Linked DNA regions of Homo sapiens: region 2 is linked to region 1. Evidence: read pairs that join two places in POLR2A ChIA-PET (ENCODE). Cell type or tissue: GM12878. All regions are shown on one strand. Links, peaks and the distances in the headings refer to the core of each region. The heading gives the core; the rest is flanking DNA. Region 1 has its middle 22 kb from the start of MIR4433A. Region 2 overlaps PELI1 (pellino E3 ubiquitin protein ligase 1).

Region 1 (5,385 bases), core at 121-5,120:
GCACTCCTGAGTGAACCCCGTGTCTTTCCTTCTAAGACTGCTGTGTTCCTCATATTGCTTTGTCCCATGTTGGATGCTGCCCCAATTCCTTAGCTTTCTCCAAAGCACCATCCACACAAGGCTGGGCTGTGCAGCAGTGTTTGGAGCAAGCAAGGGGTTGTCTGCAGTACAGCTCAACACAGGGACAACAGTTGCCATTGATGAGAAAGCCCATCCATTATTCCTGCCCTGGGGACTGTCCTGCTGACTGTATTACCCCTTAGGCCCATCCTGATGCTGTTTTCTCAGGTCCCTTCTTCTCTCTCCAGGTCCTTCTCCCTTCTCTAAGAGCCAGTCTTCTCCCCCAAATCCTGATTTCTTTCTTGTGCATAGAATCTGGCTCTCCATAACCTTATGTCCCACTAAACTCAGGTCTACCTTTGCAGACCGACCAGCCCACCAAAGTGCTTTGCTGGGCAGAGGCTCCACAAATGCTTCTGCCCTTAAATTGCATAAAGATCTGACAGCAGCCTTGAAATTCATACATGGGACATTTGTTTTCCCCAGTCTCTGTAAGAGGGAGGAAGACTGTATATCTGCTAGGATAGAACATAGGTGTGGCTCAGAGTCACACAGACCCAAAATGACAGTGGCTTACATGAAGTGGAATTTTTATTTCTCTCACGCATAGATGTCTGAGCTGGAATTAGGGCACAGCTTCATGAAAGCATCCTCCGGGACCCAGTTTCCTTTTATGTTATTGCCGTACCCTCCCTAAGGTGTTGTCTTCATGATTCCAGATGTTTCACGGCCACACCCTGGGCCAGCCAGCAGGAGGGAGTAAAAGGCAATGCGGAGGGCATGCCCTTCCCTCGAGGGCATAGCCTGGAAGTTGCCTATATCACCCCCCTCGCATCCACTGGTCAAAACTTAATCACATGACTGCAATACAGGCTGTGAATTAGAGGCTTCAATTCAGGGGACCATGGGTCAAGCTAAAAGTCAGATCTACCATAGAACTGTACTGTCCAATAGAGTAGCCACTAGGACATATGGCCATTTACATTTGAATGAATTAAATGAAATTTAAAATTCAGTTCTTCAGTCAGCCTAGCCCCATTTTAAGTGCTCAATAGCCACATGTGGCTCATGATGACCACATTGGACATTATAGACATGGAACATTTTAATCTCAGAAAGTTTTACTGGGCAGTGCTGCTAAAGAAAAAGCATGAAATACTAGGTGCAATTGGCGGTCATTGTCACAGGCACTATAAAGGTTTATTCCTCCTCTTTTAAGAGTAAGTCTCTTGGAGTTGAGAATTTTTCCAGCCCAACAGTGTGACCTTGTGCAGCAGTTGCTCTCTTGAGTGTACCCTGCAGCTGCTCACCAGGCAGTGATCATGATTGAAGGGTATAGCACACACCTGGCACATACTAGAGAGTCAATAAATGTTGGCTCCCTCTCCCCGTGCCACCACCCCCCATACACACTCACAGCCTCCCTCCCCTTTATGGAACTTACAGAGTCCTCTGTCTCACCCTGAAGGTGAGACATTATTAATCCCCGCCCCCGCCCCCCCAACATCGCATCGCAGCAGAGAAACTGGGAGACTCAACCTTTCCAAGGTGAGGGAGTGAGGTGTATGCTGAGGTGGGATTTCAGCATGGTAAGTATCTGCTTTGATACAGTGGGAAGCCTGACAGTGACAAATGACCACCTTTCATGCCTTTTTAAGAATTTGGGGAAAGAAAAGGATCACATATGCTTGCACAAGAAAGGGAGGCTTGTTCTCTCCAGTGAAGCCAGCTCTCAGCCTGGAGTCATGTTAGTCTGGGACAGTGTTTGCTTAGGATCTCATGGGCCACCAGAGAACCCATACCAAATATTTTCTTCTAAAGAACTGCTGGATCCTGGGAGCTGGATCACTTTGTCTCCTTGACTTTCAGGTGCTCTGTGACTTTAGGCCTCCTCTCTGGTGACCAGAAAGCTATATCCTGTAACATTCTAGAGCCCCTAGATGGTGGTAGGAGAAGGCAACAAAGTGAGGGAAGAGACCAGGAGGCTCAATATGAGTCCCTCTCACATCAAAGAGTCTGTATTTGGGCTCTTGAGCAAGAGGGGAAAAGCATGAAGTTGCTAATTCTTAAACTGTGTGAAGACACACACCTGTTTGAGGATTTGAAAGAAGCTATAGACTGTCTCCCCCTTCTGAAAAAATGCAGATACATGCCAAGATATAAAAACATCTTAAAAGGCTCAAGGACTCACTTAAATTATGTTACCTTGGCTTGGAATCCCAAATAATCACTATGATTTTGTTAAGTTTTATAAGGTTTTATAAAGTTTATACATTATCAGGCTTGAAATCCTCCAGGGCCCTAAGCCCATAAAGGGACAGCTGTGGGTAGAGCTCAGTCATAAAGAAATATCACAGCATTTAGGTTCCATTTTGATTTTTTGGACTCTGGGGATGTAAGAAACACCTCCTGTAGGATAACTCCCCAGGGACGAAGGCAGCCACATTCATCTAATAACTGAAGGTTCAAAAATCACCCAGGAGCAAAAATTACTCAGATCTGAAGATAGAGAAATTAAAATGCATGAGAAATGAGACTACATGAAGCTCAACTTTCGAGTGAGAAAATAAAATTCCTGATCTGAAATCTCTTAGGGGAGGAGAGGAGAAGTCTTTGCTATATTATGAGAGCAAAAGATCATTACATGGTTGATGAGGGGCATCCCGAGGTCCCTTGGCTCAAGTGCAGAGAATGAAGTGTGAGTAAAGGGTGGAGTGAAGCATAGGGCAGGCCACAAATGCAGTGACTATATTATGATGTGTGCTTTGTCACTTGGCCTGTCATCAATGACACTTTTAGCTCTTCCTGCTTTTCTAAATCTGTAGCTCCTGGGGCAGCTGGTGTTCAAAGCCTTATAGAAACTCTGTTCCCCTAAATCAGTGGTTCTCATCCTTGTTTGCACATTAGAACCACCTGGAGACTTAAAATACTACTGTCTGCACATCACCATTTGATTGGTCTGTAGTGGGATCCAGGAATCCCTTGCAACAAAAGCTTCCCAGATGATTCTAATGCACAGCTATGGCTGAGAACCACTCCTTTACTGTTGTTAGAAATTATTGCAGGTATTCCGAGGATCTGTAGAGAATTTAGGTAGTTAATAATCAGAGAAAAGCTGAAAGGACTGTTTTTTTTAACAAACATGACAACCTTAGAGTTAGGAAAGCTGCATTGTCAAACAAGGTTGGCCAGGAAAATGGGTTTGTGGGTCTGGCATTTGTCCTCTTTTCATTCATTAAATAACAGAGCCTGATCGGCTTCAGTAATGAATGTGAACTTCTGTTAAATACTTAATAAGATGAGAGTTTCCAGAGAGAAGTAATCAAGAATGAGTTTAATACTATTCCAATTAGGTGCAGATTAAACAGTGTGCCACATAAAAATTCAAAGCCAACGGAGCTAAAGAAGAACTTGGAAGTTGCTTGTGGTTAGGATGGGAGTTGCTGACGGCAGGAGGGTCAACACTGTCAGCCACCACATTGCTCAGCAATAAGACCTGGTGATTATGCACTTTGATAGGGTTAGGTACTAATCCAATGATGTGTGAGTTAGCTGTCACCCTTCTTCCAACTATATTATTCTTGTTCTTAGGAAGCAGAGGTAAGGGTGACATTGGCGACTTTTCAGTCACATTCACAGAGCAGTCCGTGAGATGGATGTCTTAGTTTGGGTTCCCCAGAAGCATGCTCCACAACAAGGATTTGAGTACAAGAGTTCATTTGGAAGGTTACCCCAGGAAACATTAAGGGGGAAATGGGAAAGGAGACAGGGAAGGAAAGAAAGGCAATAAAGAGGGTGTTATTGGCCGGGCGCAGTGGCTTATGCCTGTAATCCCAGCTTTTTGGGAGGCTGAGGCAAGTGGGTCACTTGAGGTCAAGAGTTCGAAACCAGCCTGGCCAACATAGTGAAACCCTGCCTCTACTAAAATACAAAAAAAAATTTAGCTGGGTTTGGTGGTGTGCACCTGTAATCCCAGCTACTTGGGAGGCTGAGGCAGGAGAATCGCTTGAACCCTGGAGGCAGAGGTTGAAGTGAGCCGAGATTGCACCACTGCACTCCAGCCTGGTCGACAGAGTAAGATTCCATCTCAAAAAAAAAAAAGTGTGTTCTCAGTTATCTCTGAGGGCAACTGGGGGTTAGTCTTGCTGCGTAGACATGCCTCAGAGTCACCCAACAGAGACTGGGTCTTTATTCACCACGTCCCCATCAATCATGGGTTGAAGTCTGCTTCCAGGGCAGTAACCTTCCTTTTCTGGCTCCTAGGCCTGATGCACTTTCCCAGCCAGATAAAGGCTTGAAGAGACAGAGTGGCAGGTGTGGGAAATAAGCAGGCTTTGGAGTGTAGAAATGAAAACAGAGAATATGGGCAGGGCACTGACAGCGTCTGCCACAGTGGATAAATCCATTCATCCACCCATCCATCTGCCCATCCATCAGAATAATTATCAAGTGGCAGACACATTTTGGAATTATGGCTGGTCACATGTTCACAAAAACTCTTACGGATTTCTATACCGTGGACCAGCCCACTATATTTCTTTAAATCTGTCTGCCAATCAATCTCCCAGCCCATCCAATCTTTCTTTGAATCTAGGAGGTAACATTTTATTCAACTCTCAAAATTTATTATGCTTAAAATGACCTCCTTTCATCCCCCAACACCACTGCAATGCTAAAATCTCAAGTATAGGTTAGCAGGTAGGTTCCCATTGGGTCTAGCCTACCAGGGGTAAAGAGAGAAAAATTGCTTGAATGTGGTAAGATTCACGATAAAGGGAATGAAGTCACCTGACCCAGTCAGGGTTGGGTCTCCCGACACTTTTGCCATTAACTACTCTGCTTCTGTCAGCAAAGCCCTTGGCTGTGTTCTCCAGACCCAGCCCAAAGCATGCATTCTTTAACAGCTATTTGATCCTTATTTCTAATAATCAAAGAGATTCTTACCAGTGAGGAGCCAGAGTTGGGCCAGAGTCTAGGTTGTTATGGTTTGAATGTGTGTTCCCTCCCAAACTCATGTTGAAATTTAATTGCCATTGTGACAGTATTAAGAAGTGCTGAGGCTATGAGGGCTATGCCCTCATGCATGGATTAATGCCATTATCATGGGAGTGGATTCATTATTGTGGGAATGGGTTCCTTATAAAAGGACAAGTTTAGCCCCTTTTGTCTCTCTCTCGCCGTCTCTTTGCCCTTCTGCCATGGGGTGACTTAGCAAGAAAGCCCCCACCAGATGTGATCCGCCTGATCTTGGACTTCCCAGCCTCTAGAGCTGGAGAAAGAAAGTTCCCTTCATTATAAGTTACCCAGTCTGTGGAATTCTGTTAT
Region 2 (5,385 bases), core at 264-5,263, 200 kb before region 1:
AATGAATAAAACAAATCATTCTGACCCCTACTAATCCCTTGGAAGTGACATACACATTTAGACCAGTCATTCACACTAACACACAACTACTATCATCAATAAATTCAAAAAATTATTTTAAAAAATGCTTCAGAAATATTTTAAGAAAAACATTTCCATCATTCAAATACACTAAAAACACCTCTCGTCACCCTAGATATATTTGCTTTTGCTGAAGAGATTTTAATTCATTACGGTATTTAAAAGGTTACAGAAACCAATATATTGCTATTTCACCATAACTGTGATACATCTGAGTTGTGAGGCAATCAGATTCCTTATTTAGAAAAATAAACTTATGCTAAGCTAACTAAAACCTTCAAGGTAAAAACTGAAGTTTCAAGAACAATTAAATCAACCAAAGAATAATTTTGGTTCCATATAATAAGATCTTCTGATATACATGAAATCATACTTTAGTATATAAACATGTATTCATGCCCTCTCATTTCCCCTCTAAGAAGCATTTCATTTAAAAAAGTTATACAGAAGCTTAACTAGAGGCATTAGCTGTGCTTTTTCTGTTTAGACAATTAAGGAACTGACATCAAACATGAAAACAATGCTTTGACACATTTCTGACGAAGAACAGCAATAATTAAAAATTTAATAACAATTAAATTTAAATTAATTTTAAATTAAATTTTAATAACGTTGCTTTGTTTTGAATTCCTATTTAGAGTTACTATTTAAAGGATATAATGGTTTTCTATTTATAGTAGCAAAAAATTTCCTTTAAAATAAGCTTATTTAAAGGAGTCAATTTAAATTGTATTAAATAGAATTAGTAAGTGCACAGATATGGCAAACATCTGAAAGTGTAAATGCCCGTATTTGGCTGACATTAGTATATCACATGGCTAGCAAGTATTAGCCTGTGTTCTAGTTCTAGCTGTCTTTGAACAAAGCAATCTGTTTCCTCATCTCTGAAAATGAAGGGACTAAAGTGGAATAAAGGGAATTTGGGAGCTGGAAAAAATATAAGCGACCATTTGGTCCTGACATAAGAATTTACAAGTAACGTGCATAACACTATAGATTTAGTTCTATTGCGTCTATAGCAAAAGAACAATTTTTTTGCTTAGACAAGAAACTAAAAAACAAGAGTACGGCTGGCATATACCCTCCATATAATTTCTAGAGCCCTTGGTCAAATTAGCCAAGAAAAACAATATATTTCCAATCAGACATATTCTTACTCTGCTTAGATCTCTTAGAAGGCCTTATCTGGGGATATTTTATCAGTGACATCAAAGTTTCAATCACAGGAACACATTCAATCTTGGCTTCTACTTCTGTATTTGATAATCTAAACCCAAAATAAAACACTTTTGTAGTACCAGTTATTTATATACATAAATGACCCAAGATAGTTTTCAAAATTTAAAAATGGCATATAATCAATCAATATACAACTGGCCTTATTAAACTGCAAATAAAATGCTGTGACAGCTATTCTTCCTGGAACTTTTTTTTTTATGTGTTCTCTGAAGAAAGATTCATGATCTTCCCAAAGGTTTATACTCTTTAACAAAGACCAGTACCTAGACAATGCTTTCCTACTCACTGTCTTTATATATTCTCTCTATATTTTAAAATCTGAGTAAAAGAATTCTTCAAAATGAATTCCTAGGCTGGGCATGGTGGCTCATGCCCGTAATCCCAGCACTTTGGGAGGCCAAGGTGAGAGGATCACTTGAGGCCAGGAGTTTGAGACCAGCCTGCGCAACATAGTAAGACTCCCGTCTCTACAAAAGATTTAAAAAAAAAAAAGTAAAAACAGAAAACATTAGCCAAATGTCATGGCATGCACCTATAGCCCCAGCTACTCAGAAAGCTGAGGTGGGAGGATCACTTGTGCCCAGGAGTTTGAGGCTACAGTGAGCTGTGATCCTCCAGCCTGGGTGACGGAGAGAAACTCTGTCTCAAAAAAAAAGAAAAAAAAAAAAAAATTCCTGAAGTCATGTACTTGAGAACTTTAAATGAGTATGTACATAAAAAACATCCGAATGTCTCGATTACTGGCTTCATTTGTTGGTCTTCAATTAAGTTAGTTTGACCTCATGTATTCAGCCCTATCCCAATGTTATCTAGCACCAAGAACATGAAATAGCACCATTAATTCTACTCAAGACTAGAAGAAATGCTAAAGAAAATCTTCCTAATAAAACTGTCTTCTATTTTATCTATTACTTTGAAACTTTGCTTGATACTCGAAAGCATGTTGCTCTCATTAGCAGGAACTAAACTTCCAGAGTTAAAAAAAAATTTTAAAATAAACATATTCTGGAATAGTGTTATTTTCTTTGTGGGCTGGGAGAACATGAAAAGTTACTCATAAAATATGTATTTATTAGGAATAGTATTATTAATTTGACTGTTAAACATTCTAATCATTTCCTTTTTAAGGGCCAGTGAAATACAATTATTTTCATATCAAGTCTTCCCAAAGGAAAGACTTTGTATAATATCTGTCAGTTTCACCTAAAGAAGAAAAACTGAGAAATCAATCTTTGTCTCTCAACCTAACAAATGTTTTCTTTCATTATTTACATCACACACAGCCTTTTGCTTACTACCTACTAAACACAAGTACAAAATTCCTGCCCTAAAAAAAAAAGCAAAACAAATACTAAGCAAGGGACAAAACAAATCTTATGCAGATTGTTTACATATCTTCTGAGCACTTCTATTTTAGTGGGCAAGTGGGTAGGCATAATGGGGTACTGAGAAAAAAAGGAAAATGTTTTAAAACATGAAAATGTTATAACATTTTTTTATGATGAAAAACAATGTGGACTGCATATATTATCTCAGATAAAACAGATTTCCATCTATACTAGAGTTTCCTTGTGGCTGATTTCAAAAGGATGACTCAAACAGAAAGAACTGCTTTAGTATGTTTGCGGTGGAACCATTTTATGAAACCAATTCAGCTGATGACTGGAGTTTAATTCATAGCAGTTTCTTGATAAGAGTGAAAATTTAATCACCTTCTTCATTCTTTTGCAACCAGCAGGAGTAACACATAGCATTTTTACATAAAAGGAGAAATAATGGTGTGCAGTAGTAGTTGGAGGTTACTACTTTCTGCTAGTGTCTTTTAGCTTCTCAACACAGCAGTGGAGGAAGTGAAGTCTATGTTCCCCTTCCCAAGATACAGGACACCACCTGTGTAAATTCCCACCCTCCTCTCTTAGAGAAGCCAAATAGCATGCTGATAGTATATCACCTACAGGGATAACTTATTTCATCCTGATGGAAAAGGAGTTAACATCTTTCCTAGGGACAGTATTTGTTCCTTTAACTGGGGCTTCTCAACTTGGGCATTACTGACATTTTGACATTGTGGGGCACTGGCCTGTGCATTGTAGGGGGTTCAGCAGTATCTCTGGCCTTTCTGTTCTACCTAGATGCCAGTAGAACATTCTAGTTGTGACTTTAAAAATGCCTCAACTTCCTATCTCCCCACTACTCACTCCCCTACCTTGTGAGAACCACTGCTCTAATCTTGAAGACAACATACATTGTTCTTAGGATGGAAATTTCCCCTTTTTTTGGCATACTTCTTGGCACACAGTAAGGTACTTAATGTTTGCTTACTAACATTATACTGATACTGATAATAAAAGGTTATTTATACTAAGACTTGTGTTAGTAAAGGCCGTGTAGTTGAAGGCGGGTGTAGTTTCAGTATTTTACTAGAATTGATAGGGGCTGAGAGTGAGAATGAGAATCTTGCCTTGATGGCAATTAATGATTAATGTTTCTGTACATTTAAAATATTTTAATATTGTGGCTACCTCTCTCAAATGGTTGAAGGAAAGCGACTAGAGCTGGAGTGGCCACAGAAGTAGCTATAAGGCTACTGCTGGGTAGCCTGCTGTTTAGAGAAAGGCAAATCTTTGGAGGCTAGATAAGTATCTTCTGGACTAAGGGGCCCATATTTAGAAAAATTAAAAGCAGGTTTTGGCAAGCATGGGAGAATTCTTTTAGGTCAACAGAGGGTGTCAATTTGAATCAACCTTGGGGTAAGGTCTATCTTGAACTTGCATAGAATGGTAATTAGCCAAATGCTTTCACGTAAGATTATTTTATTTGACCCCCATAATAGCCCTGTGAATTGGGTAGGAAAGTCTGAACTCTATTTTCCAGATAAGGGAACTGAGTAGGTCAGAAAAGCCCAGTGACTGAAGGCCAAAGAACTCTGGCAGAGCTAGGACTGAGATCCACATGTTAACTCAACATACATTACCCCATTTAATTTCTATTACAACTATAAAGTACAATCATTTGTCCCCATTTTATAAATGGAGAAACTGAAGCTACCAGAGGTAAAGTGGTCCAGATTTTCTAATGTCATTACTCCACACCCTAGACAAGGTAGAATGGGGCTAATTCCTAAACAGACTAAAAGACCCTATTACAGGACCATTTAGAAGACTAGAATGTATTCACATGTAAAATAAACTGTAAAAAAGTTATACTTCAGCATAGATTAGTAACAACTATTCAATTATGAGTAGTGCTGAGATTATCTGAACCTTTGTCACTTCCTCAATGTTCATTGTATTTGTCAACCATTTCCTGGTAGTGACCAACGACAAATATTTCAGTAAATAAAGTGGACTTTGTGTGCTTATTTTAAAAATGAGGACAGAAAGGAACCTAAGGGTGGAAAATCAGGGTATTTCACAAAGGTAAATTCCTGGTACTACCAGGAAGAAAAACATACACATTAGAAGTGAGTCCAGACAGTTTAGGAACAGACAGGGTCACGTGCTCCCTGATTGTGGAAGGAGAGCTGTTTATATAGTCTTGCAACCTTACCCACAAATAATCACTTAATTCTCCACACCTAGAAAATACATTTTTAAACACACAACTAAGAACCCAAACAGTTTTATTGTCTGTGCCCATTCTTAGCTTGTATTCAACAATTTTAGATTACCAAAGTTCCTAAAATGACAAAATGATCCTCACAAAGCAAGACTAGAAAGTCCTCTAGGTTTAACCATTAAAGTCCCAAATAAAATTCTGCATAAAGCAGCAAATTCAGTGGGATTTGGCAGTTATTTGGAACAAAAACATGAGATAAAAGGATATTCATGGGAAATCCTATCATTTTCTAAAGTCAGCATCCCACACTGGTAGTCCCTTTTCATAATGGCTAACACTGAATTCAGTCTCTGTGCCAAGCACTGTTCTAAGCACTTTACATGTATTAAGTGATTTAATCTCTGGGACAACCTTATGAGATAGGAACTATTATAACCCACATTTTACAGATAATAAAACTAAGGTTACAAATGAGCACTCTGGAATTGCTGAAACAATTGAGTTTTA

The links. Peaks named below come from ENCODE experiments on the same cell type or tissue, not always from the same donor. Only the 100,000 strongest peaks of a DNase experiment are listed, where the experiment ranks them.
Region 2: POLR2A ChIA-PET joins it to region 1 with 6 read pairs; 9 of 35 experiments call an interaction of 5 or more read pairs at or near these places.

What each region holds. Positions count from the first base shown.
Region 1 is chr2:64,315,763-64,321,147 of GRCh38, forward strand. No RefSeq gene overlaps it. Among named protein-coding and RNA genes, the nearest start is that of MIR4433A, 22 kb to the right of the region's middle. In GM12878, for the core only: a CTCF peak has its summit at 2,193; no DNase peak of the experiment used is centred there; H3K27ac peaks cover 328 bases.
Region 2 is chr2:64,111,325-64,116,709 of GRCh38, forward strand. The region is part of intron 1 of PELI1 (pellino E3 ubiquitin protein ligase 1); the gene reads right to left. Among named protein-coding and RNA genes, the nearest start is that of PELI1, 30 kb to the right of the region's middle. RefSeq lists an enhancer at 2,800-2,879. In GM12878, for the core only: no CTCF peak of the experiment used is centred there; a DNase peak (open chromatin) is centred at 2,957; H3K4me3 peaks cover 1,546 bases; H3K27ac peaks cover 1,855 bases.